Regions from separate parts of the Homo sapiens genome. Here all the other regions are linked to region 2. A link is a loop called in an ENCODE intact Hi-C map of the cell type or tissue named here. Cell type or tissue: heart right ventricle. All regions are shown on one strand. Each heading gives the region's core, and the rest is flanking DNA. Links, peaks and the distances in the headings are about the cores only.

Evidence for each region. Hi-C counts contacts between places; a loop is a spot of excess contacts. Peaks named below come from ENCODE experiments on the same cell type or tissue, not always from the same donor. Only the 100,000 strongest peaks of a DNase experiment are listed, where the experiment ranks them.
Region 1: a loop joins it to region 2, with 4 times the contacts of the local background. A loop is called at or near these places in 8 of 110 quality-filtered maps.
Region 3: a loop joins it to region 2, with 4 times the contacts of the local background. A loop is called at or near these places in 13 of 110 quality-filtered maps.

The regions. Positions count from the first base shown.
Region 1 is chr12:29,884,389-29,895,470 of GRCh38, forward strand. All of the region lies in intron 4 of LOC105369715 (a long non-coding RNA gene), which reads right to left. It overlaps LOC105369716 (a long non-coding RNA gene), which reads left to right. Exons shown (of 3, transcript XR_931477.2): 3 at 6,062-6,175. Among named protein-coding and RNA genes, the nearest start is that of TMTC1, 110 kb to the left of the region's middle. RefSeq lists an enhancer at 477-1,103. In heart right ventricle, for the core only: a CTCF peak has its summit at 5,533 (motif pointing left); a DNase peak (open chromatin) is centred at 5,503.
Region 2 is chr12:29,513,921-29,525,002 of GRCh38, forward strand. TMTC1 (transmembrane O-mannosyltransferase targeting cadherins 1) reads right to left here. Exons shown (of 18, transcript NM_001193451.2): 12 at 6,698-6,800; 13 at 4,552-4,687; 14 at 3,507-3,651; 15 at 2,429-2,566; 16 at 562-684. LOC105369714 (a long non-coding RNA gene) reads left to right here and starts at 5,811. Exons shown (of 6, transcript XR_007063258.1): 1 at 5,811-5,900; 2 at 7,013-7,143. In heart right ventricle, for the core only: a CTCF peak has its summit at 5,869 (motif pointing right); no DNase peak of the experiment used is centred there.
Region 3 is chr12:30,510,441-30,521,522 of GRCh38, forward strand. It overlaps the pseudogene LOC100422352. Among named protein-coding and RNA genes, the nearest start is that of IPO8, 180 kb to the right of the region's middle. In heart right ventricle, for the core only: a CTCF peak has its summit at 5,102 (motif pointing left); no DNase peak of the experiment used is centred there; H3K27ac peaks cover 316 bases.

The DNA of each region.
Region 1 (11,082 bases), core at 1,033-9,032, 370 kb after region 2:
CGGAAAGCAAGGAAGAGTCAGTCCTGGTACATCTCAGAAATCTCCAGAAAATTACTCCCTCAGAAGGGAAGTGTTCTACCCTGTGTCAGCAAAAAGAGTCAAACTCGGTATTTGAAGGGATTTATTCTGAGCCAAATATGAGTGACCATGGCCCATGACACAGCCCTCAGGAGATCATAAGAACATGTGCCCAAGGTGGTTGGGGCACAGCTTGGTTTTATACATTTGAGGGAGACATGATACTTCAATCAAATACATATAAGAAATACATTGGTTTGGTCCAGAAAGGCAGGACAACTCAAAATGGGGACTTTTAGCTTATAGGTAGATTTTTAAATTTTGTGGGTGACAATTGGTGAGTTTCTCTAGAGACCTGGTATCAGGGGAACCTGCCCCTGATAATTCAATGTTATTTCACGTAGGTTCTTTTCTCTTTCCCTAAGTGTCGGCCGGTCTGAGAAATAAAGGGAAAGAGTACAAAAGAGAGAAATTTTAAAGCTGGGTATCCAGGGGAGACATCACATGTTGGCAGGTTCTCTGTTGCCCCCTGAGCCGCAAAACCAGCAAGCTTTTATTAGCAATTTTCAAAGGGGAGGGAGTGTACGAATAGGGTGTGGGTCACAGAGATCACATGCTTTAAGGGCAACAAAAGATCACAAGGCAGAAGGTCAGGGCGAGATCACATGGTCAGGGAGAAACTAGAATCACTAATGAACTTCCACGTCCTGCTGTGCAGGCATTGTCATTGATAAATATCTTAACAGGGTTGAAGAGCAGAGAACTGGTCTGACTAGAATTCACCAGGCTGGAATTTCCTAATCCTAGCAAGCCTGGGGGCAGTGCAGGTGGCCAGGGGGTGTTTCATCCCTATCTACATCTGCAAAATGCAGACACTCCCAGGGTGGCCATTTTAGAGGCACCGCCCTGGGAATGCATTCTTTTCCCAGGGCTGTTAATTATTAATATTCCTTACTGGGGAAAGAATTCAGCGATATTTCTCCTACCCGTTTTCAGTAATAAGAGAAATAAGGCTCTGTCCTGCCCGGCCCACAGGCAGCCACACTCTAAGGTTAACTCCCTTGTTCCCTGAAAATCGCTGTTATCCTGTTCTTAAGGTGCCCAGATTTCATATCGTTCAAACACACATGCTCTACAAACAATTTGTGCAGTTAATGCCATCATCACAGGGTCCTGAGGTGACATACATCCTCAGCTTACGAAGATGACGGGATTAAGAGATTAAAGTAAAGACAGGTATAGGAAATCACAAGAGTATTGATTGGGGAAGTGATAAATGTCCATGAAATCTTCACAATTTATGTTCAGAGACTGCAGTAAAGACAGGCATAAGAAATTATAAAAGTATTAATTTGGGGAACTAATAAATGTCCATGAAATCTTCACAATTTATGTTCTTCTGCCATGGCTTCAGCCAGTCCCTCTGTTTGGGGTCCCTGACTTCCCCCAACAACCTGGGATCAATAGAAAGGAATGTCTGGGTTAAGATAAAAGATTGTGGAGACCTAGGTTCTTATTTGCAGAGGAATCCTTTAAGTACAAGGCTTCAGAGAGAATTTATTGTAATATTTTTTTATCAGACTTAAGGTCTGTGTTGATGTAAATGCCAGAGAGGTATAATGAGGCATGTTCGACCCCCACTTCCTGTCATGGCCTGAAACAGTCTCTCAGTTGGTAACCTTTAGAAGAGCCCTGTCTGCGCCTGGGCACAGTGGCTCACACCTGTAATCCCAGCATTTTGGGAGACTGAGGTGGGTGGATCACTTGAGCTCAGGAATTTGGAACCAGCCTGGCCAACATGGCAAAATCCCCATCTGTACTAAAAATACAAAAATGAGCTGGGCATGGTGGCACACGCCTGTAGTCCCAGCTACTCGGGAGATTGTGGCAAGAGAATTGCTTGAACCCGGGAGGCAGAGGTTGCAGTGAACTGAGATCAGGCCATTGCACTTGAGCCTAGTTAACAGAGTGAGACTCTGTCTCAAAAACAAACAAACAAACAAACAAACAAAACCCTGTCTGAGAAAGAAGTCCATTCAGATGGTTGGGGGGCCTTGAAATTTTATTTTTGGTTTACACTTGCAAGGAAACTGCTACAATAGGTGTTAGATCAAAGAAGTTACAAGTACTGGGAAAGCACGAGAATAAAAATATGGAAGGTTCTTCGGGGATCCAGAGTTGGCATAGTTCAGAAAGCATCAGCAAAATACATACTCTAAAAGTGTGGGGATTGCCTTAGAAGGCAAGCTCTGTCCCTCGGTTGCAGTAACTAGTGAAGGAACTAGAGGAGTGTAGGGCTGGTTGGAGAGGCTATCTTGAACTTCATTAAGTTCAGAGAGTCACAGAAATGTGGCTACACAACTGTATCATCTCTAAAGGAAACAGTTCTCCACTAGCCTAACAGAGGAGGTAGAGCTCTTGAGTTGCTAAACTAGGAAAGCTACTCTGGCACTTCCTCCTCCTCCTCTAACCCTCCACTTCTAACCTCTTGCAGACAGCTGATTCCTGACAATACAACAATAATTAATTTTTTAAAAGGAAATGTATAGTACTTATTGCCAAACACTCTAAGAACATTTGTGGGAAAGAACAGCAAGACCTTTTGATAGACATAAGTTTTTAGGAAAAGGTGCCATAGAGCAGACAATTAACCAATTTTTCATTAATTAAAAAATGAATAAATCCCAAATATGAACACCAAGATAGACAAACTCAGGGAAGAGAGGAACAGAAAACAGAAGGTGATGGCAGACCTCAGGACATAAACCAAGGGAAAAAATTACAGGCATACAAAGTATATTAGAAAGAGCACAAGGGAGATTTGACACTATTGAGACCACATTAAAGGACATAGAGGGTAGAAATAAGAAAAAAATAAAATAATGAGAAATAAAGTGATATGATAGACAAATAAGAGCTATAGTATTACAACTCTATATATGCTATAAAGCATAGCTTTATGCTAAAAAACATAGCTCACATATGCTTAATTGGAATTCCAAAGAAGAAAACCAAAAGAAAGCAACAGAATGAATATTTTCACTTAGAATTAAAGCATACTCAGGGCACACTAAGCAAGAGTTGGCCCAGAACCATCAACACTGAGTCACACCTAGGTAAGGTTGCTATCTTGAAATATGCAGCACAAATCCCTTTTGGAACCCTTTAAAGATGCAGAAAGGCACAAGGGTGAATAAACTCACTTTTAAAAGAAAGAAAATCAGGATGGCTTCAGACTTCTCCACAGAAACATTCAATACCAAAAGATAGCGAAGAACCAGCTACAGTGTACACAAGAAAAGAAAGTGAGTCAAATATTTTACATTCAGCCAAACCTTACTTTAAGTAAGAAGGGACATAATTTTTTTGTTTTGCTTTGATCTCATGTTTTAGAGAATTGGATTAATCAATCTGAGTTCTTTCTATACTCACATCAATGTTCAATGCCCCATCTTATTTTATGGGTGTGTGTATGCATGTGTATGTGTATATCTGTAATTATGTATTATGAATGTAGTTTGCCTATATGTTTCTACATTAGTATTTGGGTAGCATCTGTGTAATAATGTGTCCAGAATTGGTGGATTCTTGGTCTCGCTGACCTCAAGAGTGAAGCCGCAGACCCTCGCGGTGAGTGTTACAGTTCTTACAGATGGTGTGTCTGGGGTTTGTTTCTTCAGATGTTCAGATGTGTCCAGAGTTTCTTCCTTCCGGTGGGTTCATGACTTGCTGACTTCAGGAGTGAAGCTGCAGACTTTTGCAGTGAGTGTTACAATGCTTAAAGACAGTTCGTCTGGAGTTGCTCATTCCTTCCAGGGGGGTTTGTGGTCTCGCTGGCTTCAGGAGTGAAGCTGTAGACCACCTAGGTGAGTGTTACAGCTCACAGAGGAAGCACAGACCCAAAGAGCGAGCAACAGCAAAACGTATTGCAAGCAAAAGATCAAAGCTTCCACGGCATGGAAGGAAACCCAAAGGGTTACTGCTGTTGGCACGGCTGGCCTGCTTTTATTCCCTTAACTTGCCCCACCCACATCCTGCTGATTGGTCCATTTTACAGAGAGCCAATTGGTCCATTTTATAGAGAGCTGATTGGTCTGTTTTACAGAGAGCTGATTGGTCTGCTTTGACAGAGTGCTGATTGGTGCATTTACAAACCTTTAGCTGGACACAAGAGTGCTGATTAGTGCGTTTATAATCCTTTAGCTAGCACAGAGTGCTGATTGGTGCATTTATAATCCTTTAGCTAGACAGAAAAGTTCTCCAAGTCCCCACCAGTCCCAGAAGTCCAGCCGGCTTCACCTCTCACTGACACTTGCCGGACTTTGCGGCACCTAGCCCAGGCACTTTGGCAGCCCAGAGGGAGCTCCTCACAGACAAACAAGAGGAAAAGAGGGGAAGGGAGAAAGAGATGGAGACCCGCCATCGTGGCCAACGGCCCCGTGAAGAGGGAACAGTGGTCCACACATGGGGCCCAGCAGGCACCAGCAGGCTGTGCCCAGTGCGGGGTCCACCAAGCCCATAGCCCACCCGGAACCCCCCCCAGCCCACCAGCGCTGTGCGCAGCCTGGGCTCCCGCCCGCGCCTCTCTCTCCACACCTCCCAGTGAGCAGAGGGAGCCGGCTCCAGCCTGGGTCAGCCCCAGAGAGGGATCCCGACAGCGCAGCGGCGGGCTGAAGGGCTCCTCCAGCGCGGCCAGAGTGGACGCAGAAGCCGAGGAGGTGCCAAGAGCAAGGGAGGGCTGCTACCACGTTGTCACCTCTCAATAACATGATAAACTCATGGCCCCAACTACTAGAACCAGAATATTATACTAACATGCCTACCCACGGGCCCCTCCATCATGCCCTATCTCTCTGCCTCCCTACATCAGAGGTCAGCGCCAACCTCAATCATGTGTATGTGCATGTGTGTTCCTAAAATATATAGTTTTTAAAATTTGTTTTAACTTCTTGCAAAAGTTATTTTGCTACATAGGACCTTCTGAAACTTCAAATCTACTACTGCATCCATTACAAGAAACACAATTATTTTATATATCATCACAATAGTTAGAAACCACACCAGTTACTTGAGCAGAGAAATTTTATATAAAACACCAGTACTAGGTATAAGGTTGTTATCCACTGAAAGGGCAAAAAGAGAACTCTAAGGTATCATAGAAGAAGGAGCTATCATCCCCTATGGCTTAGAAAACAAAGGAAACTAAGGGATAAACTTAGAAAAGGGCCCCTGTGGGGCTGAAACTCAGATGTCTGAGGAGGCACTGCCCAATTGCTGCTGGTGCCTGACCCCAGAGGAGGGGCCTTCCTAAGGCTGGGACCCAGGCCTCTGAGGTGGAGTGTTACCACACTGGTTCTGTAAATAATGGAAGAATTACAAGCTGATTCAGCTGCTGCTGTGGGAATGAACTGCCACTGCTGCTGTGAAGAAAGATTGGCAGGGATGGAGGTCACAGGAACAGGAAGAGCAAATCCTTCTTCCTTCTCTAGCAAGGCAGTCTCCTCTGGCGCCCCCTATTGACGAAAGTCTTCATGGAGTCAGTTGGCAAAGCACACATCTGAATTTGCAGTCTCCTGCCTGCAGTCTCATGCGTTACATCAAACAGCCGATTATGGAAGGTGAATTTGGAGCTGAGAGGCAATCTCTTAATAAGTGGCACAACCAGTAATAAAGAAAAAAGTCCTTACAAGTCAGCTCAGAATTCTAAGATGCTATAAGAAAAACTGCACGTTAGAAGAGATGAAACATGGAACATTGCTGATTGGTTCATATTGTTGAGTTTAGCTGTAGATCATTCATTTTGATGCTATATAAAATTTCATTATGGGAGTATAGCTTAATTTATTCATTCTTTTGTTGAAAAGCTTTTAGATAATCTCCAGCTTTTGCCACTGTAACAATGTTGTTATGAATATTCTTGTTCATGTCTTCTGATAAATTTGTTAAGATTTTCTCTTGAATATAAATGTAGGCATGGAATTGCTGGCTAATAGGGTTTGTAAATGTTCAATATTAAAATATGTTACCAAACTATTTTCCACAGCGGCTGTACCAATTTACATGGCAACCTGCGATTGATAGATCCTATTGATGACATTCTCTCCAGGACATGGTATTACCAGATGGCTTTGAATATGTAAGAGCTCAGTGAAGCATTGCTCACAGGAAGGTGAGATCTAATGGAAAAGTTATTCATTTTGAAGAAACGACAAGAGGACACACTCCAGCCAATACATACATGACTGACTGGGAAAATTTTGGCAAAGGACTGGTGGCGAGAGGTCCAGTTTCATGTATCTGATTGCCTACATGACATCTTCCTTTGGATGTCTGACAAACGCATCACATACTTAGGGTGTTTTGATGGTGAAACCCCATCTCTACTAAAAATACAAAAATTAGCTGGGCGTGGTGGCGTGCACTTGTAGTCCCAGCTACTCGGGAGGTTGAGGCAGGAGAATCGCTTGAACCTGGGAGGCGGAGGTTGCAGTGAGCCAAGATCGTGCCACTGCACTCCAGCCTGGTGTCAGAGCGAGACTCTGTCTCAAAAATAAATAAATACATTAATTAATTTTAAAAAAAAGATGAACTCCTGAGAGTCTCACCAAACCTGTTCCTCTGGTTGTCTTCCCTATCTCAGTTAATGCCAATTTCATCTAGTTGCTAAGATGAAAATCCTTGAAGTCACCTTGCTTCTTTTTTTTATTATTATTATCCAAATTATCCGTAAGTAAAATCTTTTGGATTTACTTTCAAAATGAGTCACGAATCCAGTCACTTCTGATGAACTTCACAACACTGCCACACTGGTTCAAGCTACCATCATTCCCTCCTGGATTATGACAGCCTCTTAACTATTCTCCCTGATTCTGTCTTTGCCTCCCTTCAGTGTTTTTCTATGTCTTAGCAACTGCAAGGATCCTTTAAAAATGTAAGCCAGATCATATTACTCCTCTGCTCAAAATTCTCAAATGGATTCCTAACTTAGTACAAATGTGAATACACTTATAATCTTTTTTTTTTTTTTTTTTTTGAGACAGAGTCTTGCTCTGTCACCAGGCTGGGCTGCAGTGGCATGATCTCTGTTCACTGCAACCTCTGCCTCCCGGGTTCAAGTGATTCTCCTGCCTCAGCCTCCCAAGTACCTGGGACTACAGGTGCGCACCACCACGCTTGGCTAATTTTTGTATTTTTAGTAAAGACGGGGTTTCACCATATTGGCCAGGCCGGTCTCAAACTCCTGACCTCGTGATCCACCTACCTTGGCCTCCCAAAGTGCTGGGATTACAGGCGTGAGCCTCCGCGTCTGGCCATATAATCTTAAAATACATCTTTACAATCCTCTACAAGGTTCATGTAAGGTGGTACCCCATGAGCTTTCAACCTCACCTCCTACTACTTCGCTCCTTGCTGTTTTTCAAATGAGCCAGATATGATCCTGCTTAGGGCCTTTGCACTGGTTGTTCACCCTCCCTAAAATACTCTTTTCTCAGCTGTCTGCACAGTGCAGTCTCTCTTCAAGTCTTATTTAAATGTCATGTTCTCAATGGGTTTTTCTGCTTTCCCTGATTAAAATTACAAACCGCCTACTCGGCATTTGCTATTCTATGCTTTAGTGTTCTCCAGGGTATTTATTACCATCTAATACACAAGTAGCAGGTATCATTAAATATAAGAAACCATCAGTTACAAAAAACACTATAATTTTATGTCCTAGGAAATTAATTAAAAATTGGTGCCAATAAGACTTACATATTGCATTCTTATCACTTCAACATTATTTTATATTTATTGAAAGAGCTATTTTAGACAACATTGATTTTTATTATGTATCACTGTTGTGCAAACCCAACAGAAAAATATCAGCAGAACAAGTTGCTTAAATTGTTTAAGATATTACTAAAATTCCATCACATTTGGAATTCAGCTGTTTTAGATCATGGGACTGGTATTAATTGACTTGGGTGTTTTTCCACGTAGCCCCGTGCTTTGTGCCATCAAGAGCTTTGGTGATGGTGCATTTCTCAAGAGCACTCTACTGTTGTCTCCAGGATCTTCTCCCAAACTGCTGACTTCATTCTACAAGTTCTGATACACATGCTCAGGCAATAGCAACTATGTCCTACAGCTGACAGCCAGACTGACAACTGGCTAACAGCATCATAAGGCATGTATACATCTCTGAGATCTTAAAACGTGCAAATATGTGGATCTTAAAATAAATTAATCATAGCATTTGAGTTGCTTGTTTGTTGCCTGTCTCTCTAGATGAGCATGTAAGCTTGAAAATGGCAGGACTTTTGTTTGTTTTGTTTACTGCTATAATCTCAGCACCTAGCACAATACTTGGCACGTAGTTGTTAATTTCTTCTGCTATGCCAAGAATCATTAAATTAGAATAATGAATCATGCTTTCTGTTAGGTTCCACAAAACACCTGTGAGGTTGTGTTGAATGGATAGATGAATGAATGAATGAATGAATCCTCCCTACCCTGAACTATTCTTTCTTTTTAAAATTGTCAAAAACTTAGGACTTGTTCTTTAGACCACTGTGAGGCTCTTATTCTGAATTAGATATTTGCCATTCATGCTTTTTATAGTTGATAACAAGAGTAGGAAAATGGGTGGATTAAATACTATACTCTGAAATTGTACATCTTTAGTAATACTGTATCTGAGAACGCACTATTGCTTAAAAAGTGAATCAAAAACATTTATAAATAGAAACTGTCAATCGTCAGAGCTGGGAAAAAGATAAACATTGCTCAGATGAATAACTGGAAATTTTATTATGTCAGCATAAAAAAAAACCAAATTGACTTGGTGTAATGTCCGCTGATTTTGTTTTATTGTCAAACTGTCACCTACTCAAATGCCACATATTCTACAAACAGAATAGGGAGACAATTTTTATTAATTTGATTCATTTATTTAGAGATGAATTCTCACTATGTTACCCAGGCTGGACTCAAACTCCAGGGCTGAAGTGATCCCCCCAACTCACCTTCCCCAGTAGCTAGGACTACAGGCCTGTGCTACCATGCTAGGCCAGGAGACAAGTTCTAGCTTGGTTCCTTCATTTGCTGCCTTTAACATCTTGGTATATTTAATTAGCATTTGTTGGGAACCCACAGATACATGATGCATGCAAAATTACAGAAAAAAAGAAACAGAGAAGAGATAAGGACAGCATGCCTAGAGGGAAGATCATTTCAAATTCATTATTTAAGTCTAGATACTGAGACCAGCTCTTTCTGCACATTGTATATGGGAGCTAATCCAGTACATAGGAAACTTAAAATGTAAAAACTTACTTTTCTAGTGTAATCACACAAAACTTATAGTTATTATTTTCATTTTTAGCTAAATTAACATTTAAAAAGTTTTTTGGCAATTATATTATAGCTTTTAGCTGAATTTGCAGGGTTTGACTGAAATTTGGAACCACACATATTCTGTTGATTCCTATTGTATCAGTGAGCAGAGTTGAGATAAGAGAATAGGGATCTTCTACAGGAATCAAAGCAATTTGAGTGATGACTCTTTACTTTTCATCACTCTCAATATTTTTGTCATCTGAAATAGTTAATAATAACACAAACGAAAGCCTCTGGAAATTCTAGCATGCTCATCATGCATAAAACTCTTCTATAAATTTACTTTTCAGTGTATTGTCATTGTTATCTTCAAAAACAGTGAGGTGCATAAGGAATGGATGATGAAGTCAATTTCATATGTATGCCCTTTATGGATTTATCACTTTCATGGTTGTGCTCTGTAGCTACTGAGGAAAGTAATCAGAGAGACTCAGAAATCAACAAGTACTAACTACTTAAAGTGTGTGCCCAGCCTAGGGCTAAGTACTGAAGTGGAGGTGATTTGGGGAGAGGAATAAAGTTTGTATGTTTGTGTGTCTCTCTGTGTGTGTGTGTGTGTGTGTCTGTGTGTGTGTGTGTGTGTACACACATATATATCTCTATATATCTTTAAGCTGCTTTACCACTGAATTCCTAGCATCAATGCCTCCATATTCAATATGATAGGTAATTACATAGCATGCCTCATTTTAGAACCCAAAACATATGGAACTTTGGAATTTTTAAAGTTATTATTATTATTTATTTTAAAGATTTTCACATTTTTCCTCATATCCTAATAGCGTGTTCATTTTCACCATTGCATGTTTTTTACTTATACTTTCTCTTCTTTATGTTTCCTTGTTTTACTTTTAAAGTGCAAATAATCAGAATATATCAGATTAAGAAACTTTCCATCTCAAAAAGTCTAAGTCAGTATTTAATGAGTCTGGGATGGATAGCAAGACTGTTGTTAATACAAACTAATTTTTTAAAAAATAGTGGAGTAAGTTTGTCTTAGTCCATTTGGTACTGCTATAACAGAATCCTTGAGGCTAGGTGATTTATAGTGAACAGAAATGTATTGACTCACAGTTCTGAAGGCTGAGAAGTCTAAGATTGAGGTGCTGGCCTCTGGTGAGGGCCTTCTTGCTGCATCTTCCCATGATGGGAGGCATGACATGACAGAAGGGCAAAGAGACGGCAAGAGAGAGCAGAGAGCCAGCAAGAGGAAGCTAGACTTGTCCTTCTACAGGGAATCCACTTCTGTGATAACAGCATTAACTCAATCATGAGGGCAGTGCCCCCATAATCGAAATGCCTCTCAATTGGGTATCAAGTTTCCAATGCACAAGCATTAGGGTGCATATTCAAACCATAGCATTCTGCCTCTGGCCCCCCAAGTTTATATCCTTTTCACATACAAAATATAATCACCCCTTCCCAATAGCCCCAGAGTTTTAACTTGTTCCGGCACCAAGTTCAAAGTCCAGAGCCTCATCTAGATCAGATACAAGTGAGACTCAAGGTATGATTGATTTGTTTTGAGGTAAATTTCCCTCCAATTGCGAGCCTGTGAAATCAAACAAGTTATCTACTTCTAAAATGCAATGGTGGGACAGGACTAAGATGGACATTTCCATTCAAAAAGGGGAGAAATTGGCAAAAAGGAAAGAGTAACCGGTCCCAACTAAGTCCACAACCCAA
Region 2 (11,082 bases), core at 1,585-9,584:
ACCTAATAATACAATGTAATATGTGACACTTTCAAACGACTGGTACCTTCATGAGACAGTCCATGCTTTTTAAGAGTTCAGAAGAAGTAAGGTCACAGGGAATAAGGACGGTTAGGGAGGGCTTCCTAAGGCAGGAGGACAAAGACTGTATCTTGGTGGATGAGTGGAAATCTCATCCTCCAAGTCAAGAGAGGGCATTTCAAGGACATGTGGGAATGTCCAAGGCTTTTCAGGTACTAGTCCAGCTGGAATAGAAGGTCTTGCAGGCAGAGACACAGACAGAGAGAAGCTAGTTTGAGGCCAAAATGTGGAATGCTGTCAACATCAAATTAAACATGATTATTCAGAAAAATAAATGCGCAACTCTGATTCAGTCAAGGGCCAGATGCTCAATGATAAAAAATAAACAAAACTTCGTCAATTAGTTAAAAAAAACTCACTCACTCCATAAACATACATGCCAGTGATCTTAGATCTTACTGTACATGTTTCCTTAAAGATCAAAAGACAATTAATTTTAATCTGTGAATTTGATGATATAATTTTATGATGAGTTTATACCTCAAAAGCTTTGTCGAGAAGGTTCTGCTCTCTTAATTGGTTTCCTTTTGTGAAAAAAAGTTCAGAAATGACTTTTGGGTCCTTTGGTTTCAGCTGGAGAGCCTTGTCTATAGCATCAAGTGCCTGCAGAGGTTGGAAATTAAGACAGAATAAATGCAGATTAGGTAAAGAAAAACTTATTTAACTGATCAAATTTATACTTTTTGTTCCTATGTGTCAGCAGGTATGGTATGTGACAATCAAAGTACAATTCTTGGTCAGGCGTAGTGGCTAATGGCTGTAATCCTAGTACTTTGGGAGGTTGAAGTGGGCAGATTGCCCAGTAGCTCGAGATCAGTCTGGGCAACATGGTGAAACCCTGTCTCTACAAAAAAATACAAAAATTAGCCAGGTGTGGTGGTGCACACCTGTAATCCCGGCTACTGGGGGGGCTGAGATGGGAGGATCTCTTGAGCCCTGGGAGGTGGACCTTGTAGTGAGGTGAGATCATGCCACTGCACTCCAGCCTGGGCAACAGAGGAAGACCTTGTCTCAAATATATATACATTCTTCATTATCTTTGATTTTCTCACTGGGAATTAGTGGCCCTGACAAAATAACTTTCTTACACTCCAGTTTTCCCACGTATCGATGAGTGGCAATAAAATATCCTTGATTACTTTACAGGGAGGTGGTGTGATACAGTTGAAAGAAAACAAGATTTGGCATCAGACGTTTTCCCTGACCATGTGTTCATCTGGACCACCCCACCAGCCCCTCTCAGGTCCTAGTGACCATTCTGCCCCCAGCACCCACTGACCCCACTGCAGCCAAAGATCCCTTCAAAGCAAATATCTGATCATGTTCCTCCTCTCCACAAAAACCCAAAGCTTCTCCCATGGTAAGGAACAAAACCCTTGGCCTGGCCCCAAGGAGTCTCCTCCCAGCAGCCTGTGCTTGCGTTCCTACGGTGCTCCTGCTCCCTCACTCCCATTCCTCAGAGAGGCCCCTCACTGCTGCCACAGGGCTTTGCATGTGCGTTTCCCTGCCCAGAATCCTCCTTGCTTCTTCCTCTGCCTAACAACTCTTATTCTTCATCCAGCCCTCACCTCCACATCACTTTACAGGGAGACCTGGCCTCCCAGACTCATCGGGTCCCCTGATTATATGCTCTTTGGGAGAGGTAGCGCTTCATGATATTCCTGGGCACAGCTATCACTCTACATTTGTTTTGTGAGTACCTGTTTAATCTCCTTCTCTATGGGTTAGCTCCATGAAGACAAGGGCAGTGACTTTTTTTTTTTTTTTTCATACCACTTTATTTCTGATGCCTACTACAGTGGCCAGGACATAGTGGGCCTTCAACAATTACTTCATTGAGTCAGTTTATAAATTTACTGATTATGTGACTTTTAAAATGGAGATAATAACAGTTGTGACATTGGGTCACCCTGTGTTTCCTTCTTATATATTGTTTCATGTAATCTTCCTATATATTCCTCTTCTATATTGTTTTATGTAATCCTCATAACAACCCTGTAAAGCATGGTTGTTATGAGGATTACATAAAACAATATATAAGAAGGAAAATACAAAATAATAAAGCATATAAATGTTGGTCTTGATCTTTATAGACTTAGCTGAAAACAAACTAAGACAATACCACATAAAAGCTTTACACCAAAGATAAGCCAAGAAAAATATTATTACAAGGGGACATCTTAGGTGTTAAGGGGATATCTGTGAAAAGTTTCCAAGAGATAGGATATGCTGACGGATAAGATTTAAGATTTCCCAGGCTTATAAACACGCAAACTGGAGAATCACTTAGGTGCACCCCATGTTTAACCTATGAATCCAAAGAACTCTAAACAATGTCCTTCTTTACCTTGTCGTGGTTCTCCTGCTTGCTATAGATGGCTGACAAGAGGCGATAGCATTCAAGGCATCCGGTCTCCTCTGACACAATGTGATTGGTCATCTTTTCAGCTTCTTTTGTCTGACCCATCACGGCCAAAACCTGAGCCTACAAAACCACATGGACCTTGGCTTAGCAGAGACTTCATTACCTTATCAAATAAAGCATCCCTGAATAGAAGCATTCAGAACGCACTCCTGACAAACATGCTCAGCATCAATTTAGTGACTCATAGAGAAGGCTGAATCACCAGTTTTCAGGTTTTGACTTTTTGCTGTTTGTTTCTTTATTTAGTTTTGTGCATGCATTTGTGAGTGAGTGGCAGAAACACTAAATATATCCAGTGAAATGGCTTGTGGCTTTTAAAAAAGGTTGACCAAATAAGTCAGAAGAGAAAGAATTTCCTCTGATTTCATCAGAACAGTGTGTTTACAGCAAGATAACAAATTTGATTTATTGCACATCTAAGGAAAAGGATGAGTGAAGTTCCAAACACTGAAATAAAAATTTTGTTGGTATGAATGTTAATTTTCCTGAGTCTAATAAATACACTGTGGTTATGTTAGAGAATGTCCTTCTTAGAAACTATTTGCAAAGGTATTTAGAGATAAAGGGGAATGATATATACAACTAATTCCCACATGGTTCAGGAAAAAAATAACACACACTAATAATAGGTATATACAAACATACATATCTAAATATGCACACATATACATGTAGGTACATATACATCTACATATGCATACACAATGGAGTGATAAATGAATCAAAATGTTACAAATCATTGGAGCTGGATGAAAGGGTATATGTAAATTTTTTACTATTCTTGCAACACTTTCATAAGTTTGAAGTTATTTCAAAACAAAAATGCAGTATTTTTGGTGTCCATGTCTTTAGAGAATGGCTCTAACATTAGCTGTATGAATATTCATACAGTGGATATATTACGGCATTCCAGCTCCAGTTTTGAGGCGTGAGGACTACAGCTCTCTCTATGGCTGCCTGTGCTTAGGTTGCCAGCTTCATTTTCTTTCATCCTACTCACCAGTGCCAAGCGGAGCTCCCTCTGAGAAGGCTGAAGTGCTGCAGCTTCCTGGTAAATCTGCAAAGCCTCTTCGTATCGGCCAGTGTTGTAATACAGTGCTCCCAAAGGTGACAATATCTCAGCTTTGTGTGCCACCTGCAGGGCGCTGAGTTTGGAGAAAATCTAAATGACATTTCTCTTCTAATAGGTACATTTCCAAATGTCTAGGCTTAGATTTAGGGAAGACGGTCCATGGTTTGAACCTCTGCTCCAATACGGTCTTTGTTTTTATATCAATAACAAGGTTTTTGGCTTTTTCTTTTTTTTTGAGACAGAGTCTCACTCTGTCACCCAGGCTGGAGTGCAGTGGCACAATCTTGGCTCATGCAACCTCCACCTCCCAGGTTCAAGTGATTCTCCTGCCTCAGCCTCCTGAGTAGCAGGGATTACAGGTGCCCGCCATCATGCCCGGCTAATTTTTGTACTTTTAGTAGAGACGAGGTTTCACCATGTTGGCCAAGTTGGTCTTGAACATCTGACCTCAGGTGATTCGACCATCTTGGCCTCCCAAAGTGCTGGGATTACAGGCATGAGCCACCGCACCTGGCCAAGAACAAGGTTTTTACAAAATGATCATGATGCCATAGTTGGAACGTAAGAATGTCTTATTGACCTATCAATATGGAAACTGAGCCCCAAGGGTCTTTCTCATTAATTATGATGAATTTGTTCTCATGTGTGCATAGTTTTTCATGTATCCTCATTTTTTAAATTGCTGTTTATGATTGGGGTTGCAATCCATGGCTTCAGAAAACAACAAACTGACTAAAGTGGGAATTAAATTTCAACCTTGGTTCAGCACTATAGTCTAACCAGCAAGCCAAAGTCATGAATTATGATCCCATTTATATTGTGGTTGCTTTCTTTGGAGATAAAAATTTGTATCACCTGAATTGGCAAAATTTGCTAGTATTCTGAGAGCACACCTATTCTGATTAACTAAGAAGCTGATGAGTGATTGCTGAGGTTCCTGGGCAACTTATAAAGAAAAGAAAGGGAACTTTACCGCTTGTACCATTCTTCAGCCATGCTGTTCTCTCCCAGTGACCTGTAGAGTCTTCCCAAGTTCACCATGGCCACGTGATGACTGGGGCTAAGTTTGATGGCCTGCTGGTAATGGGCCACTGCCTTTTCTGGTAAGCCTGTAACCAGTGACAGGTTGGTAAGAGCAGAACATGCCTTTTTATAAAAGACATGAACATTTCACTTTCTCTTCTGACTTATAATTCTTTCTCATTATTACAGAGTTATACCAAAATTATTCAATATGCAAATTAGCTTGCATTTCAGCTTCTCATCCTGGCCATTGCCTAACTTTGAACAATTTCACTGTTCATTCATACTTCCAAAAAAATTAACAAAAAAGCAGTAAAAACTAAAACCTATTGTTTTAATTATATATATTATTTTAGTCGAAATTTTTCTGGTCATCGCTCTTGCTAATAGGATGCCTTCAGATTATTAGTGATTGTTATTTATCCAAGATATAACTGGCTCTCATTATATAAAAAATAGAACAGGCTACTGTAGAAATAAAACTGTCCAGAAGCAATTTCTAAGGGTCTGTCTCAATGAACTATACTTCAACATAGCAATTGAAGCATTACTTTAAATAACACATATCAGCTCTATAGTGAAAATCTCTTTTAAAATCATGCACTTTCATTTGAATGGCACTTAATTAATAAGACTTACAACATAATAATGCCACCATGCACTTGTCCAATGCATTATATATTTTTAAATACTTACATTTGTATGGTTTTTGCAGGTATTTTTTTATACAATTTAGCTGCCTTTTGATACTGTTTAGCTGTTTATCAGGATTTAAGAGATATTTAAAAAACCACACACAAAAATTTTCCACTTTACAGATATAGACACTAAAGTGCAAAGATATTCAACAGACTTGATAAAGATCCCAAGGCAAGTGAGAGTAAGGCCAGAAGCAGAATGAAGGCCCTCTACTCTGATAGGTTTCTTCAAAGTAGCTTCCTGGTGAAACTATATTCAGTAACTACACTTTAGAACACTGTGAAATTCTAAATAGAATGGAATGTCTATTATCTACACAGAAATCTTTTCAAGCGTATCTGTTTGAATACAAGTTTGACTAGGAGGTCCCTAGGAGCCTCTGTCTCTGGAGGCAGAGGCTCAATGTCATAGGGTGGTCACAGAGTTATCATTTTTAGGGGTGTGGTGGGGTGGGACTGTTGTTGAAGTAAAAGGAGGAGGGTTAGACCTGCCCAACTAGAGGTTTCTTCTAGTTTTTATATTTTTAAGACAGTTTATTATTATGTGGCCAATGAACCAGCAGGTGGCACTACACAACAATTTTACACAGGCAAAAATAAGGTAAGTTTCTTAGATGTATCAGAATGTAAATTTTATATTCTGTAAAACAAGAGAGCTCCAAATATCCTTGAAAATAAAACCCCTTTAAGCATTTCATATTGAAAAACTAATTAAACTAAATTTTGCTGCAGGGCAGCTAGTCTAGTAATCAACAAGAACAAAGTGGTGCTTTGGCCTTACATTTAAATATAATTTCATTACTTACATTGCATGCCAACAGTACAGAGGCACTACATAAGTCATAAAGAAAAGAGAATTCATGCCCAGTAATGTTTTGCATTAAGTAAGATAAAGTAAGTGTATTTTATATAGCACCTGTCATATAAGAGCATTGTATCAATTTTAATAATGCAGTTTCTAATGTACATCAAGGAAGGAATGATGGAACAATTCTGGAGGCTTTTAAAAAATATGTTATAGAAAAGTATTTACCATCTGCCAGTAACTGCTTTCAGAGGCAGGTTTTGCATCATTGTAGAGAAACATTTCATCATCATGGATTTATAAATATATATAAATAATATTCAAAGAAGATTGGGACTTATTAAATCATAAGGCTACTTCCTGTCCCCTGGGGAGTTTTCCATAGAGAAATGAGTATGAGAATGGCCAGATTTTACTGAATCGAGCTTGAAGATCTAGAGAAATGACAGCCCCGAGGTATAATGACTGTCAATAGTGTGAGCTTCCTGCCAAGCCCAGTGAATTTTACTTCTGAGGATTATTTGCCTTCCATTTTGCTTGATAAATTGTATTAGCTAATCTCAGCAGTACAGTTTCTCTTTAATTTCACTTACCAGTATCAACTAAGAAAACCCCATAGTTGTTGTGTAAATCTGAGCTGTCTGGACAGTTCTTTATTCCAGTTTGGTATATTTCTTCAGCTTCTTTAAACCGCTCCTTTAAAAAGAAAGAAACAAACAAAATAAGTGAGAAAGCTTTCTAAAACCAACAATAACTGAATATTAGGAGCAGGAAAAGCAAAAAAAAAATAAATCTTACTAAGCACCTAATATACAACAGGCTACTGAGATAAGGCACTATGAACTTTGTTTGAATTAAAGGCAATATTAACTGTGTACAAAATACCCAAAATTCATATCTGTATTTAGTTCCCTTAGGGCGAAAAAGATGATGTTTTCTCAAATGGGACCTTTGGAAGGATATGGACCTGTACAACATGCACGCCTACCGGGGAAAAAGGACTGAAAATAGTTGTTCGAATAGGATGCCCTTCACCCCGGTGACTCTCCATACGAAAACGGGGGATGCAAAAATGGTGGAATGTTTTCAGAGGTGGCAATGTGGTTGGGAGGCAGGGCAGTCTGGGGAATTTGTTTTCTAGCTGCATTTGGATAGATGACTCTCTTTTTATCTATATACTGTACTGCTTGTTTTGGGAAGTTTTTGAGGGAAGTAGAGAGGGGAGGCAGATGCAGATGTTGGGGAGGGCTCTGCCCTATCCTTTCATTACTTGAAGTATGTCTACAGCCCACCAGACTGGTGGCTACTTCCCATACTCAGTCCATGCTTTCCACCTCTGAGCTGCTCCCTCCAACAGGTTTATATGTCCCCTCAAGGGTGTACCTCCAACCTGTGTGGCAAGGTTCAGGTCGATCACCACATCTCTCATTCTAGGGCTCCAATTCTAATTGCCCTTGTGTTCTCTTTGTCTAAAGATTCACTTTAGCAAACTTTAGTAATTCTGAGTTACTTTTTAGGTACATTTTTCTTTTTCTTTCTTTCTTTTTTTTTTTTTTTTTGAGACAGAGAGTCTCACTTTGTCGCCTTGGCTGGAGTGCAATGGGGCGATCTCGGCTCACTGCAACTCCTGCCTCCTGGGCTCCAGTGATCCTCCCACCTCAGCTCCCTGAGTAGCTGGGATTACAGGCATGTGCCACCATGCCCAGCTAATTTTTGTATTTTTAGTAGAGATGGGGTTTCCCCATGTTGGCCAGGCTGGTCTCAAACTCCTGGCCTCAAGTGATCCGCCCGTCTTGGCCTACCAAAGTGCTGGGATTACAGGCATGAACCACTGCACTTGGCCCTTTTAGGCATATTTTTCACAACCATTAGAGACTGTTATGTCACACTTACTTTTACTATACAGAAGGTGAAATTAATTAATCAAAGGTTCCCAGATACTAAGACTTATTTACCCACAAGTTAACAAAATGTCATCTTTTCCTAGTACAGCTGCGATGGTCATGTAAAATAAGATGATTTGGCACAAAGCACATGCCAGCTTTAAAAAATACATATATGCCCTGAGTATGGACATTTTCCAAAACCTTATCTCAAGTTACTCCTACCAAGCATTCAACCAGACACATGACAAAGGAATGTAGAGCAACAATTTCCTGAGACGTGGCACCTTAAGCTTGTGATTATGTGTTTAGATATTTACATTGAGGGCTGAACAATAAGCCAAGAAGCCCAAATCTGATTTGACCCAGAAAGGGACATATACTTTACACTCTGTAGAATGACCAATGCCATCTATTTGAGTTCCTACATTTAAGTAACATTAGGGAACAAGGTGTGGTTTGTCAAACTTCATCCACACTCCAGCAAAAATAAGGATCCATGTCTCTAAATATATGTTTTTTAATTGCCAAACTCAACAAATTATCAAATTCAAAAAATTTAAAGATGAATTAAAGTCTCAAAATATTTCCTTTCAATCTATTGAAGAGAAGCTTTCTGAAGCTCTCGTCCATTGAAGGACTGACAATGTGTGTGTGTGTGTGTGTGTGTGTGTGTGTGTAATGAAGACAGGCAGAACAGAAATTATATAACAACCTGAGAAAATTAACATCTAGAGAGTACCATAGGGTGTATATTCATGTATCCATTCATTCCACATGCATTTACTGCAATGGCTATAGAAGTATGACATAGTGGTTAAGAACGAGGCTCCCAAGATTTGACTGCGTGGATTCAAATCCAAGCCCCACCATCTACTGTCTGTGTGACCTTTCTTACCCACCATGTGCCCCAACTGTAAATCAGGGACAACAATCATACTTATCTTATAGGGTTGTTTTGAGGATTAAATCTATTAAAACATTTGAAACACTTAGAACAATGCTCAGCACATGGTCAGCACGTTGGTTTATCATGCTGGTCTTTATCCTTACTTATCCAAAATCTCATAGCTACATGGGGACAGAGAATAGAAGCTAGGTTTTCAGTGGGCCAATGGGGAATTGGGGAGCCCTGAATAAAAGCAGTATTTTTGGAAATAAACAAACATGACTGGCATAAACAGTTACACTTTTGGGTATTTGTCCATCTGTTCATCCATCCAACCTGTCCCTCCCTCCCTTTCCTTGACAAATATTTCACGAACACCATTGTTAAAAGAAAAACTTTAGACAAATTAAATGTAACAAAGTTTATTTGAGCAAGAAAGAGTTCACAGATTGGGCAACCCCCTGAACCAGAACAGGTTCAAGGAGACTTTGCCACTGCCATGTGGTCAGGGAGGATTTACAGACAGAAAAAGGAAAGCGACTTACAGAAAACAGAAGTGAGGTACAGAAATGGCTGAATTGGTTACAGCTCAGTGTTTGTCTCACTTGAACATAGTTTGAACAGCTGGCTGTCTTGATTGGCTGATTGGTAGGAGAGAAATAGGCACAAGGTGGTCTGTTTATGCATCCAGTTAGGTTACAGTTTACTAGGTACAGAGAAACTTTTAGGGCAAGCTTAAAATATGTAAGGAGGCAGTTTTAGGCTACATTTAACAATGCTCCCCTCAAAATTGAGAGGTGAACCAAAACTGTAGGCATTGATTTCACTCTACCACTATCGTAAAGGCACTTATTTGGTCTTAAGTTTTACTGGGAAATAGCAGAACAGTGAGCTTTGTAAGATGGTTTTTTTAGGTTATTTTTTTGAAAGAGAGTACAGGGGACCTCTCTGTGTTGGAATCTCTTGTTTTTTGGAGGGCAGAAAGAAAATTCGCGTCTATTTTAGGACTTACCTGTTTAGGATTTTTTTAAAAAATTTTAATTTGATTATGTCACACTTAGCATGAGTGACTCTATTTTGGTTTGGTCTGGTCTGCTGGGGCCTATTGTATGAACTCAGTCCAAAATAATGGCATCTCCTAATTTTGTTTAACAGTTTCTTCCTTTTGGTTATGATTTTACTTAGGTGAGTGTGACCATTAGGCTTTTAACGCCATTCTCAGTTACCATTATTTTAGGGTTTTGGTCTCAGTACATCATTTATTGGTTATGATGTCTTTATGAGAACACTCTTTTTTGAGTTTTTGTCATCTCAATTAAAGAGAGACCATTTGACATTTTACAAATGGCTGTATGTAACCATTGAAAACTTTTGAGGGAACATAGTGTGCCAGAGAGACAATTATAATGATCAAGAAGATCAAATCAAGAGTTTGGAGTATGCTCCTTAGTCAGCATCTCCATGAACCAAACCAACTAAAATGAAATAGATCAAAGAATGAGCCAGAAAAGGAGTCTACTTGTTTTAATCAAGCAGTCTGTTTATTAATACCCTACAACCAAATCTCTGTAATAGTCAATGCATTTATTTACATGTAACAAATAGAGTCAGTAATGGTACAGATTTTTTTCTGTTTATCCAGTAGACAATCTAGAGTAATTTTATTATCCAGCACAACCTTAGCAAGAGAATTTAAAGATGACTTTTGTGTAATCAGTCTTTGTAGTACAATCTGTTATGGAGCCTATTATGAGGGATGAATTGTAATCATTATCTCCTTTAAATTATGGGAAAAGGGGCCTAAGAATTATGTCTAGAAGAGTGTAAAGAAACTCCATGTTTAAACTTCACTAGAAGAGTGAAGGCCCCTGGCAGTGTTGTTTTAAACCTATGATGTAGGTTAAAAGGAATGAACCAATGTTCTGGTTCTGACTGATTATGGAAGAATAAAGATGCCATTAAATGTTTTTGCTCACATTGGTCCTGAATCTTTTCTACCCAGGCATAAGACTGTCAATGTATAATGCTGGCTGCAAAGTCCTCTACAAATAAAGTTATACCTCATGATGTACACAAATCTCCCTTTTTAGTTTTATTGTTTATAGAGGCATAAGCAAGGAAAAAATTAAGAGAGGTAAGAGTCTGATGATAGCAGAAAAGTCTTGATCTGTGATCTTGGGAAAGCTGTCCATGTCTAGGATGCCAT
Region 3 (11,082 bases), core at 1,460-9,459, 1.0 Mb after region 2:
TAGGAGGCTGAGGTGGGCAGATCACCTGAGGTCAGGAGTTTGAGACCAGCCTGGCCAACATGGTGAAACCCTGCCTCTACTAAAAATACAAAAATTGGCCAGGCATGGTGGCAGGTGCCTGTAATCCCAGCTACTCAGGAGGCTGGGGCAGGAGAATCACTTGAACCCGGGAGGCAGAGGTTGCTGTGAGCAGAGATCGCGCCATTGCACTCCAGCCTGGGTGACAGAGGGAGACTCCGTCTCAAAAAAAACAAAAAGAAGAAGAAGAAGCTCTGTACCCATTAACACTCGCTCCCATTCTCCCCTACCTCCACCCCCTGGCTTCCATTAATCTACTTTCTGTCTCTATGATTTGGTCTTTTCTGAACATGTCATATAAATGGAATCATACCATATGTGTCTGGCTTCTTATGCTCAGCACATTTTCTAGGCTTATCCATGTTACAGTGTGTATCAGTACTTCATTCCCTATTACGGCAAAACAATAGTCCATTCCATGGATATACCACATTTTTATCCATTCATCTGTTAATGGACATGGGATTGTTTCCACTTTTTGGCTTCTATGAACAATGCTGCTATCAACATTCATGGAAAAAGGCTTTGTGGGACAATATATTTCCATTTCTCTCAGGTAAATATCCAGGAATAGAATTGCTGGGTCATATGGTAACTTTGAGTTTTTGAGGAGTTAACCAAACTGTTTCCCAAAGTGACTGCACCATTTTACATTTTCCCTATTATTGAATGAGGGTTCCAATTTCTCACATCCTCTCCAATATTTGTTTATTGTCCATCTTTTTTTTATTATAGCTTGGGCTACCGTCCTAATGCCTATGAGGTAGTCGATCATTGTAGTTTCTCTTGGCACTTCTCTAGTGAGTAATGACATTGAGCATCTTTTCATGTGATTATTGGCAAGCCATATTTCTTTTTTGAGTGAAGTATCTGTTCACATCCTTTGCTCCTTTTAAAGTGGCTTATTTGTCTTTCGATCACTGCAGTATACGAGTTCTTTATTCTGGATGTAAGTCCCTTATCAGATATATGATTTACAAATATTTTCGCCCACAACAAATATTCTGTGGGCTGCCTTTTTACTTTCTTGATGGTGTCCTTTGAGGCACAACAGTTTAAATTTTGGTGAAGTCCAGTTTTTCAAATTTTTCTTTTATAAATTGTAGTTTGGATGTCGCATTTAAAGAATTATTGGCCTAACACCAGATAGGGAAGATTTTTCTGTATGTTTTCTTCTAAACCTTTTATAGTTTTAAATTTTATGTTTAGGCCAGGCGCGATGGCTCATGCCTGTAAGCCCATCACTTTGGGAGGCCGAGGTGGGCGGATCACGAGGTCAGGAGATCGAGGCATCCTGGTTAACACGGTGAAACGCCGTCTCTACTAAAAATACAAAAAAAATAGGTGGGCATGGTAGCAGGCGCCTGTAGTCCCAGCTACTTCGGAGGCTGAGGCAGGAGAATGGCGTGAACCTGGGAGGTGGAGCTTGCAGTGAGCCGAGATCGCGCCACTGCACTCCAGCCTGGGCGAGAGTGAGACTCCGTCTCAAAAAAAAAAAAAAATTATGTTTAGATCGATGGTCCATTTTTAGTTAACTTTTGTCTAAGGAATGAGGTTTAAGTTGAATTTTTTAATTTTCCACATATTGATGTCCAATTGCTTCAACATAATTTGTTGAAAAGATTATCCTTACCCAATTGAATTGCCGTTGCATCTTTGTCCAAAATCAATTGTCTGTATTTGTGTCAGCCAATTTCTGGACTCTATTATGTTCATTCATCTAAATGTTGCATTTATGACAAGACTACACTGTCTTGATTACTGTAACCTTATGTTAAATGTCAAAGTTAGGTAGTTAAGTCTTCCAAAATGTTTTGGCTATTCTGTATACTTCTATATTTTAAAGTCAATTTGTCAATTTCTACAAAAGCCCTCCTGAAATTTATGATTGGGATTTCACTTAGTTTATACATTAATTTGGGCATAATGACATCTTAACAACTTGAGTTTTTTAACTCAAGAACATGGTTTATCTCTCCATTTTTTTGGCTCTTCTTTAATTCCTTGTGGGAACGTTTTATAGTTTCAACATAGAGGTGTTATAAATACTTTGTTAAAATGTCTCCTAAATTATCTTCATGCTTTTGTGGTGCTACTGTAAATTGTATCTTTTACAGTTTTTTTTAATTGTCTATGGCTAGTATATAGGAAAACAATTAATCTTTGCATATTGGCCTTTTATCTAGCAACTTTGCTAAATTGACTTACTAGTTATAGTAGATTTTATTATTTTTTTGGTGAGCACTTGGAATTTTCTACATATGTAATCATATCGTCTATAAATAAAGATCATTTTACTTCTTATTCAATCTGTATACATATATATATATAGTGTGTGTGTGTGTGTGTGTGTGTGTGTGTGTGTGTGTGTGACAGAGTCTTGCTCTGTTGTCCAGACTGGAGTGCAGTGGCGCGATTCTCAGCTCACTACAACCTCCGCCTCCTGGGTTCAAGCGATTCTCCTGCCTCAGGCTTCCGAGTAGCTGGGATTACAGGCACCTGCCACCACGCCCAGCTAATTTTTGTATTTTTAGTAGAGACGGAGTTTCACCTTGTTGGCCAGCCTGCGAACTCCTGACCTCAGGTGATCCACCCACCTAGGCCTACCAAAGTGCTGGGATTATAGGCGTAAGCCACTGTGCCTGGCTCTTTGCCTTATTGTACAGACTAGGACCTCTAGTACAATGATGAATTAAAGTAACAAGAATAGACATCCTCGTCTTGTTCCCAATATTAGTCTTTCCCCATTGTCTTAGTCTGTTTGTGCTATTATAACAAAATGCCATCAACTGGGTGGCTTATAAACAACAGAAATGTGTTTCTCACAGTTCTGAAGGTTGAGAAGTGCAAGATCATGACAGATCTGGTTTCTGGTGAAGGCGTGCATGCTTTGTGGCTCGTAGATGGCACTTTGAGTTTGCCGTGTCCTCACTTGGTGGAAGCAGCAAATGCACTCCCTTGGACCTCTTTTGTAAGGGCACTAATCCTATTCATGAGAGCTCTGCTTTCGTGATCTAATCACCTCCTAAAGGACCTGTCTCCTAATACCATCATCTTATGGGCTAGGATTTCAACATACGAATGAACACAAACATTCAGACCATAGCAAGTATTAATTGGTGTGTGTGTGTGTGTGTGTGTGTGTGTGTGTGTGTATCTTAGAAATGGGGTCGTGATCTGTTGCTCAGGCTGGAGTGCAGTGGCACAATCATGGCTCACTGCAGCCTTGAACTCCTGAGTTCAAGTGATCTTCCCATCTCAGCATCCAAGTAGCTGGAACTACAAGTGTACACTATCACGCCCAGATAATATTTTAATTTTTTGTAGAGATGAGGTCTCATTATGTTGCTCAGATTGGTCCTGACCTTCTGGCTTCAAGTAATCCTCCTACCTCAGCCTCCCAAACTGCTAGGATTATAGGCATGAGCCACCACGCCTGACCAAGTATAATTTTAGTTGTATGTTTTCTGTTGATGTTTAGAGCATTATTTTTTATGCTTTCCATCAAATCAGGTAATGGTTTGGCAAAAATATGTGCATAAATATTGAAATGATTTAGACTTGGGACTAAATTCCCATCTTGCCTAAGTTGAGTTGCCCTTAACAGGGAACTGGCTCCAAATATGCAGAGGAATCCCCATAATGTGGGAAGCAGCTGCCTGCTGGGGTTCAGAAGCAATTGCCTCAAAGAGCTGATGAATACAAGGTATTTCAAAGGACCAAATGCAAAGAGGGTTGAAACTAAAATTACTAGTACCTACTCTCTGCCAGACCCTGTGTGAGGCCTCTTATGTGAGTAATCTCCATTTCTTTTCTTCCTCTATACAGAGCCAGAACTTTTGAATAATTTTACTCTTCCGTCTTCAGCAGGGGAGAGTAAAATGCACCAAGGCAACCAACGCTTTTCTAATCACACCATGTGGGAGAGTCTCCCAGGCTGCCTTATGGGGTTGCTGCAACGACCCAAATCTGATACTGTAGACTAATTAGCCAAACGAGGGGGAACAACTGATTTCCTCTCTGATTTGTGAATTGAAGAAAGTTTCTTTTATCACCACCATGTAATATGAATTTATATCCTCCAGAAAGTTTTTATATATGGCTTGTGCATAAAGTCGATTCAGAAGACCACCTCCCAACCCCCAAAACTAGATGTTGTATCACCACTATATTTCCCAGGGATGCACTTGGAAAACTTGGCACTTTATATCATTTTTTACCAAATTCTAGAGGGAAGAAAAAAGGCCCGGGGCGGGGGGGTTCTTTCTGACTATCTAATCATTTTCAGATGCGGAACTGAGGCTCAGGGAGTTTAAGCAGCCTGCCCAGGCTTGCACAGCCGTTGGTGACAAACCCTGGTGTGGAATTCAGTGTTTTAAAAACTCATACGACTGTCATTTTCACCAGGACCAGCATAAGTACTAAATCCACTTACATCATAATTAACTAGCCTATTGAGGTTTTTCATTGACCAAGCTCAAATTTTTCAGTTCCAAATATGTGAACACCTGATCTAGTTACTTATAATTGTTGTTGAATTGCATTTTTAGGCATTTTCGTCTTCCCTTAAATGGATAAAAGATGAAGAAAGTACCGTGACAAATTTTGTGGAGAACATTTAAAGATATTTCTATGGAATAGTAGATGTTTTTTCCAAGTTATTGTGACATCTTGAACATATAAAGGAGTGCACAAAATGTAATTCAATTTTTTTCTCTATGTGTGTTTATTCAGACTGGATGATACAGCCATAGAAAAATACGTGCTCCTAAAAGATTCTCTAATTCAGACTTTTTACAATTTAACTCTCAAAAGTCAATTTTTTATAAGAGATTGCAATGTCTAGTCTTTATGCATAATTTAGTCTGGCAGAAAAAAGGAGGAAAACTTACCCTTTTTCATTTGAGAATTGACATTGTTTGGGGATCAAAAAGTAAAGAAAACATTTTAAAAGATTCCCACAAAGGAATAGAAATTAAGAAGCCCACCCATAGCGTAGACTCATATTGTGGTTAATAGGGAGTTTACTGCCACCAAGTGGTTTGCTAAATCTGTTTAATTCTGTAACTGGTGTTTCTCAAATCCCTTTTCAAAGTGTCTTGTTAGATACAGCAAGTCAGCCAGCCAGTGGTACCACTTCCCAAACTTTGTTACACAATAAGATAATGTAGGAACCTCTTTAAAATGATCGATGCCTGGCTCTCATGCCCAGACACTCTTGTTAATTGGTATGGAGTGTGACTGGGCCATTTAGATATTGATTTTTCTTTTTAGAGATGGGAGGCTCACTAGGTTGCCCAGGCTGGACTCAAACTTCTGGGCTCCAGCCATCCTCCTGCCTCAGCCTCCCAGTTAGTTACATTTTTAAAAGCTCTCCAGGTGATTCTAATCTGTAACAAAGTTTGAGAACCTCTATCATCGAGAATTATAGATTACCACCCGACAGTTATTGAACGGACAAGAAAATACAGGATGGCAAAACGTGATGTTGGTGCTGATCCGGGAGCCACCGTTACCCTAAGGTGCTTATCGCATTTAACCCAGAGCCCCTAAGAGTTCTATTAATGTCAACTGAACACCTTTACCAGAAGTTTTCAGACTATTTAGCGTGTTTGGGTACTTGAGGAGTCAGTATGTGCCGTGATTAAGAGCACGGACTCGGAGCCAGATACATGAAGGACCCAACCACTGCCCTACCCTAAGCAAAGTTCCTAGCTAACTGGGTGACTGTGGGCAAATTCTGTGGCATTCCTACACCGCGTTTTATGTTTTTTTATTGTTAAAAAGGAAAGCTAAGCTAATTCCTGTGTCTTAGTCTGCTAGGGCTGCCATAACAAAATACCACTGACTGGGTAGGTGATGGAAACCACAGAAATGGATCTTCTCACAGTTCCAGAGGCTGGAAGTCTAAGATCAAGGTGTCAGCAGGTCTGGTTTCTTCTGAGGCCTTTTTCCTTGGCTCATAGGTGGCTGCTTTCTCACTGCGTCCTCTCATGGTCTTTCCCGTGTGTGTGCATGTCCCTGGTATCTATGTGCCTCTAAATTTCCTCTCATTATAAGGACATCAGTCAGATTGGATTAGGGCCTATCCTAATGGCCTCATTTTAACTTAATTACTTTCTTAAAGCCCTATTGTCAAATACAGTCACATTCTGAGTTATTAGGGAGTTAGGGCTTCAACATATGAATTTGGGGGTGGGGGACAAAATTCAGCCCATAATAGCCTGTTTCTAATATTTAAGGAAAATTAAAAGCAACAATGCAAATAAATCACTTAGCAAAGTACCTGGCAGAGAATTAGTACGCAGTAAATGAGGAGACTTTCTAGGATGATGGACATGTCCTATATCTTCACTGTAGTGGTACTTACGCACATCAAAACTCATTGAATTATGCACTTAAAATGTGTATTTGATAGTGTGTATATTATAACTCACGCTGATTTTAAAATATTAAATTATTACTGATCAATTTCTCCATGTCAAAGACTTCCTACAAAAACATTTTAAACTTTCAAGGTATAAGAAACCAGTCAGCCTGAATCAGTGACTAATTACCCCCAAAAGATCCCCAAGAAAAAGTAGGATTATCCTAGAATGCACAGCTAAGAAGTCTTACGCCTGAAGTCTAGGCATCTTTTAATAGTCCCATGCAAAACAAAATTACCCAACAAGATGAATTTCCTGGAAATATGTCACCCCCTCAAGGGATTTCAAGAGGTGTAGTTTTTCATTAGAAGCAGAACTCCTAGCATGCGACTTTGTTATTAATGGAGGACCCCAAGTATTTAAATTCACTGATTGTCTTAAGTGCCAGTTATTCTAGAGACTTAGTACAAAAAGTCTTACAAACTTCCATTTGAAATGAAAATTTAAAATATTGAAAAAAAATTATATTCCTCAGCAGACTCTGAATAGCATCCAAGTCAAATTATGGTAGAGATCACATGTCCTGAGGGATTCAAATTTCAACCTTGGCTTCCTAAGTCTGTATTTGTCCTTGCGATAATTCCCAAGGTGATGTTGATAAAGACTTAGGAAACTTCAGAAGTGGAGCTCTGCTAACTGTAACACCAGGAGGAAAATTACCAGGAGCATTTTAGATCTTTCTTTTTAAAAATTCCCATTAAAGGATTTCTTCCAGACATAATTTTGTGTGAAAACACAAATATATATGCACACATAAATGCACACATCTATACATAATAGCCCTCTACAATGCTTTGCATACCACCTAAAGGTCTTTCTTATCAAATGAATTAGATGTTGTTTGAGTAAATGAATGAATCAACAAGAAAGCTGCATTAAGGGAAGTGCAGGGACCTACTGGACAGCAGGTTGATGATAGGTAATAATTATGTATTATATACTTGAAAAAAAAAGAGAAGTACAAAGTTGGTGTGATGTCTCAGGCCTGTAATCCCAGCATTTTGGGAGGCCAAGGCAGGAGGATTGCTTGAGCCCAGGAGTGCGAGACCAGCTTAGGCAACACAGCAAGGCCTTGTCTCCACAAAAAAGTAGAAAAATTAGCTGGGTGTGGTGGCGTGTTCCTGCATTCCCAGCTACTCAGGAGGCTGAGGTGGGAGGATCACTTAAGCCCAGGAGATCAAGGCTGCAATGAACTATGATGGTGCCACTGCACTCCAGCCTAGATGACACAGCGAGATCCTGTCTCAAAAAAGAAAGAAGTACAGCTGTAATTTTATTATAAACATGCAACTTTAAGACCAGGAATTGGCCAGGTGCAGTGGCTCACGCCTGTAATCCCAGCACTTTGGGAGGCAGAGGCGGGCAGATCACGAGGTCAGGAGATGGAGACCATCCTGGCGAACACGGTGAAACCCCCTCTCTACTAAAAATACAAAAAATTAGCCAGGCATGGTGGCGGGTGCCTATAGTCCCAGCTGCTCGGGAGGCTGAGGCAGGAGAATGGCGTGAACCCGCGAGGTGGAGCTTGCAGTGAGCCGAGATCGCACCACTGCACTCCAGCCTGGGCAACAGAGTGAGAGACTCCGTCTCAAGAAAACAAAAACCAAAAAAAACAGTAATTGGCCTAATCACAATAAGCAAGGAGTCACGTGTTTGGCTACTTCCCTAGGGAAATCACTAAGACCTGCACTTCACACAGTGCCTGGCACAGAACAAACAATGATAAATATTTGCTAAACTGAGTCATTAACAAGTAAGGTCTGTGTGGGAAATACAATTTTGTTCAAGGTCTGTGAGAGCAAACTGCCTTCTATGTGAAATCCCTTGTAACAAGCTGCTTCAGGCACTTCAGAACAAAAACTAAGGCAAATTAAATTTCACTGAGTTTAATTGAGCAAGGAACAATTCACGAATTAGACAACCCCCAAACCAGAGTAGGCACAGAGAGAGTCCAGCGCAGCCACGTGGTGGAAGATTTACAGGCAGAAAAAGGAAAGTGGCCTACAGAAAACGGAAGTGAGGTACAGAAGCGATCCGGTCGTTTACCGCTCCGCATTTGCCTTATGCAACCTCGTGGCAGGCCAGTTTTCCCTGACAAACACACAAACAGGCCTGCATGACAGTCACACAGACAGGCCTGCATAGCACTCCAGTTACACAGACAAATTTTCACAGAGCTGCCTTAACATTGAGCAAATAGTTAAACCCGGCAAAATCGGCGCCCAGACAGCAAAGCTAGAAATGAAACATATGGTCAGTAGGAGCCTTGCGTGGGCTTCTCCCTAACCTGGAGCAAACCAAAATAATAGAGACAGTCTTTCATTCCTAGTGCCAGGACCCGTCTCGGGTCAACGAAATCTGAGACAGTCAAGGTAACAGAGGCAGCTGTTCGAATAGATTCATTGGAGAGTCTAAGGCAGCTCTCCGGACCAAGCTGTAAAGGAGATAAGATAGAAATAATCACTCTGGTACCACAGCAGACAGGCCTTGAAGGTACTGAGGCCCTTTTAATCAGACTTAGTTTGCCTCTGACCTTTTAGTTGAAACAAAATTAGTTACCAATAGACTTAGGCGAATGCTACACTGCACACAGGCGCATAACCCCAACCTATATAAGCACTAAGAAAATTGTAACACTTTCGAGTTGGTCTGCTGGAATTATCTCTGGCCTTCTCCCTGCATCCGATTATAGCCATAAATTCCCTTCTTTCCTAGTTTGTCTGCTTCTCCTTATTGGGCCTTGAGAAAACGCAGCCGGACCTGGCTTTGTTCCGGGAACAACCTCAGTTTGAACAGTTGGCCATATTTAATTGGCACAAGAGTAGGCTACTATCTGTTTACACAACCAGTAAGGTTACAGTTCACTAGGTACTGAGAAACCTTTAGGTTGGGCTTGAAATATGTAAGGAGGCAGTTTTAGGCTAAATTTAACAAAAGTTACAATTAGAAAAGAAGAATGTGTTCTGATGTCCCACTACACACTAGGGTGACCATTGTCAACAATAGGTATTGCATATCTCAAGATAGCTACAAGAGAGGATTTGAATGTTCCCACCACAAAGAAATGATAAATTTTTGAGGTGATGGATATGGCAGTTACCCTGATTTGATCATTACACAAAGTTGAAATTGAAACATCACACTGTACTCCATAAATATGTACAATGATTATATGTCAATTAAAAATGAAAATAATTTTTTTTGCAACTTACTTCACTTTTTTATTATACTTTAAGTTTTAGGGTACATGTGCACAACGTGCAGGTTAGTTACGTATGTATACATGTGCCACGTTGCTGTGCTGCACCCATTAACTCGTCATTTAACATTAGGTATATCTCCTAATGCTATCGCTCCCCACTACCCCCACCCCACAACAGGCCCCGGTGTGTGATGTTCCCCTTCCTGTGTCCATGTGTTCTCATTGTTCAGTTCCCACCTATGAGTGAGAACATGCGGTGTTTGGTTTTTTGTCCTTGCAATAGTTTGCTGAGAATGATGATTTCCAGTTTCATCCATGTCCCTACAAAGGACATGAACTCATCATTTTTTATGGCTGCATAGTATTCCATGATGTATATGTGCCACATTTTCTTAATCCAGTCTATCGTTGTTGGACATTTGGGTTGGTTCCAAGTCTTTGCTATTATGAATAGTGCCACAATAAACATATGTGTGCATGTGTCTTTATAGCAGCATGATTTATAGTCCTTTGGGTATATACCCAGTAATGGGATGTCTGGGTCAAATGGTATTTCTAGTTCTAGATCCCTGAGGAATCACCACACTGACTTCCACAATGGTTGAACTAGTTTACACTCCCACCAACAGCGTAAAAGTATTCCTATTTCTCCACATCCTCTCCAGCACCTGTTGTTTCCTGACTTTGTAATGATCGCCATTCTAACTGGTGTGAGATGGTATCTCATTGTGGTTTTGATTGGCATTTCTCTGATGGCCAGTGATGATGAGCATTTTTTCATGTGTCTGTTGGCTGCATAAATGTCTTCTTTTGAGAAGTGTCTGTTCATATCCTTCACCCACTTTTTGATGGGGTTGTTTGTTTTTTTCTGGTAAATTTGTTTGAGTTCATTGTAGATTCTGGATATTAGCCCTTTGTCAGATGAGTAGATTGCAGAAATGTTCTCCCATTCTGTAGGTTGCCTGTTCACTCTGATGGTCGTTTCTTTTGCTGTGCAGAAGCTCTTTAGTTGAATTAGATCCCATTTGTCAATTTTGGCTTTTGTTGCCATTGCTTTTGGTGTTTTAGACATGAAGTCCTTGCCCATGCCTATCTCCTGAATGGTATTGCCTAGGTTTTCTTCTAGGGTTTTAATGGTTTTAGGTCTAACATTTAAGTCTTTAATCCATCTTGAATTAATTTTTGTATAAGGTGTAAGGAAGGGATCCAGTTTCAGCTTTCTACATATGGCTAGCCAGTTTTCCCAGCACCATTTATTAAATAGGGAATCCTTTCCCCATTGCTTGTTTTTGTCAGGTTTGTCAAAGATCAGATAGTTGTAGATATGCAGCATTATTTCTGAAGGCTCTGTTCTGTTCCATTGGTCTATATCTC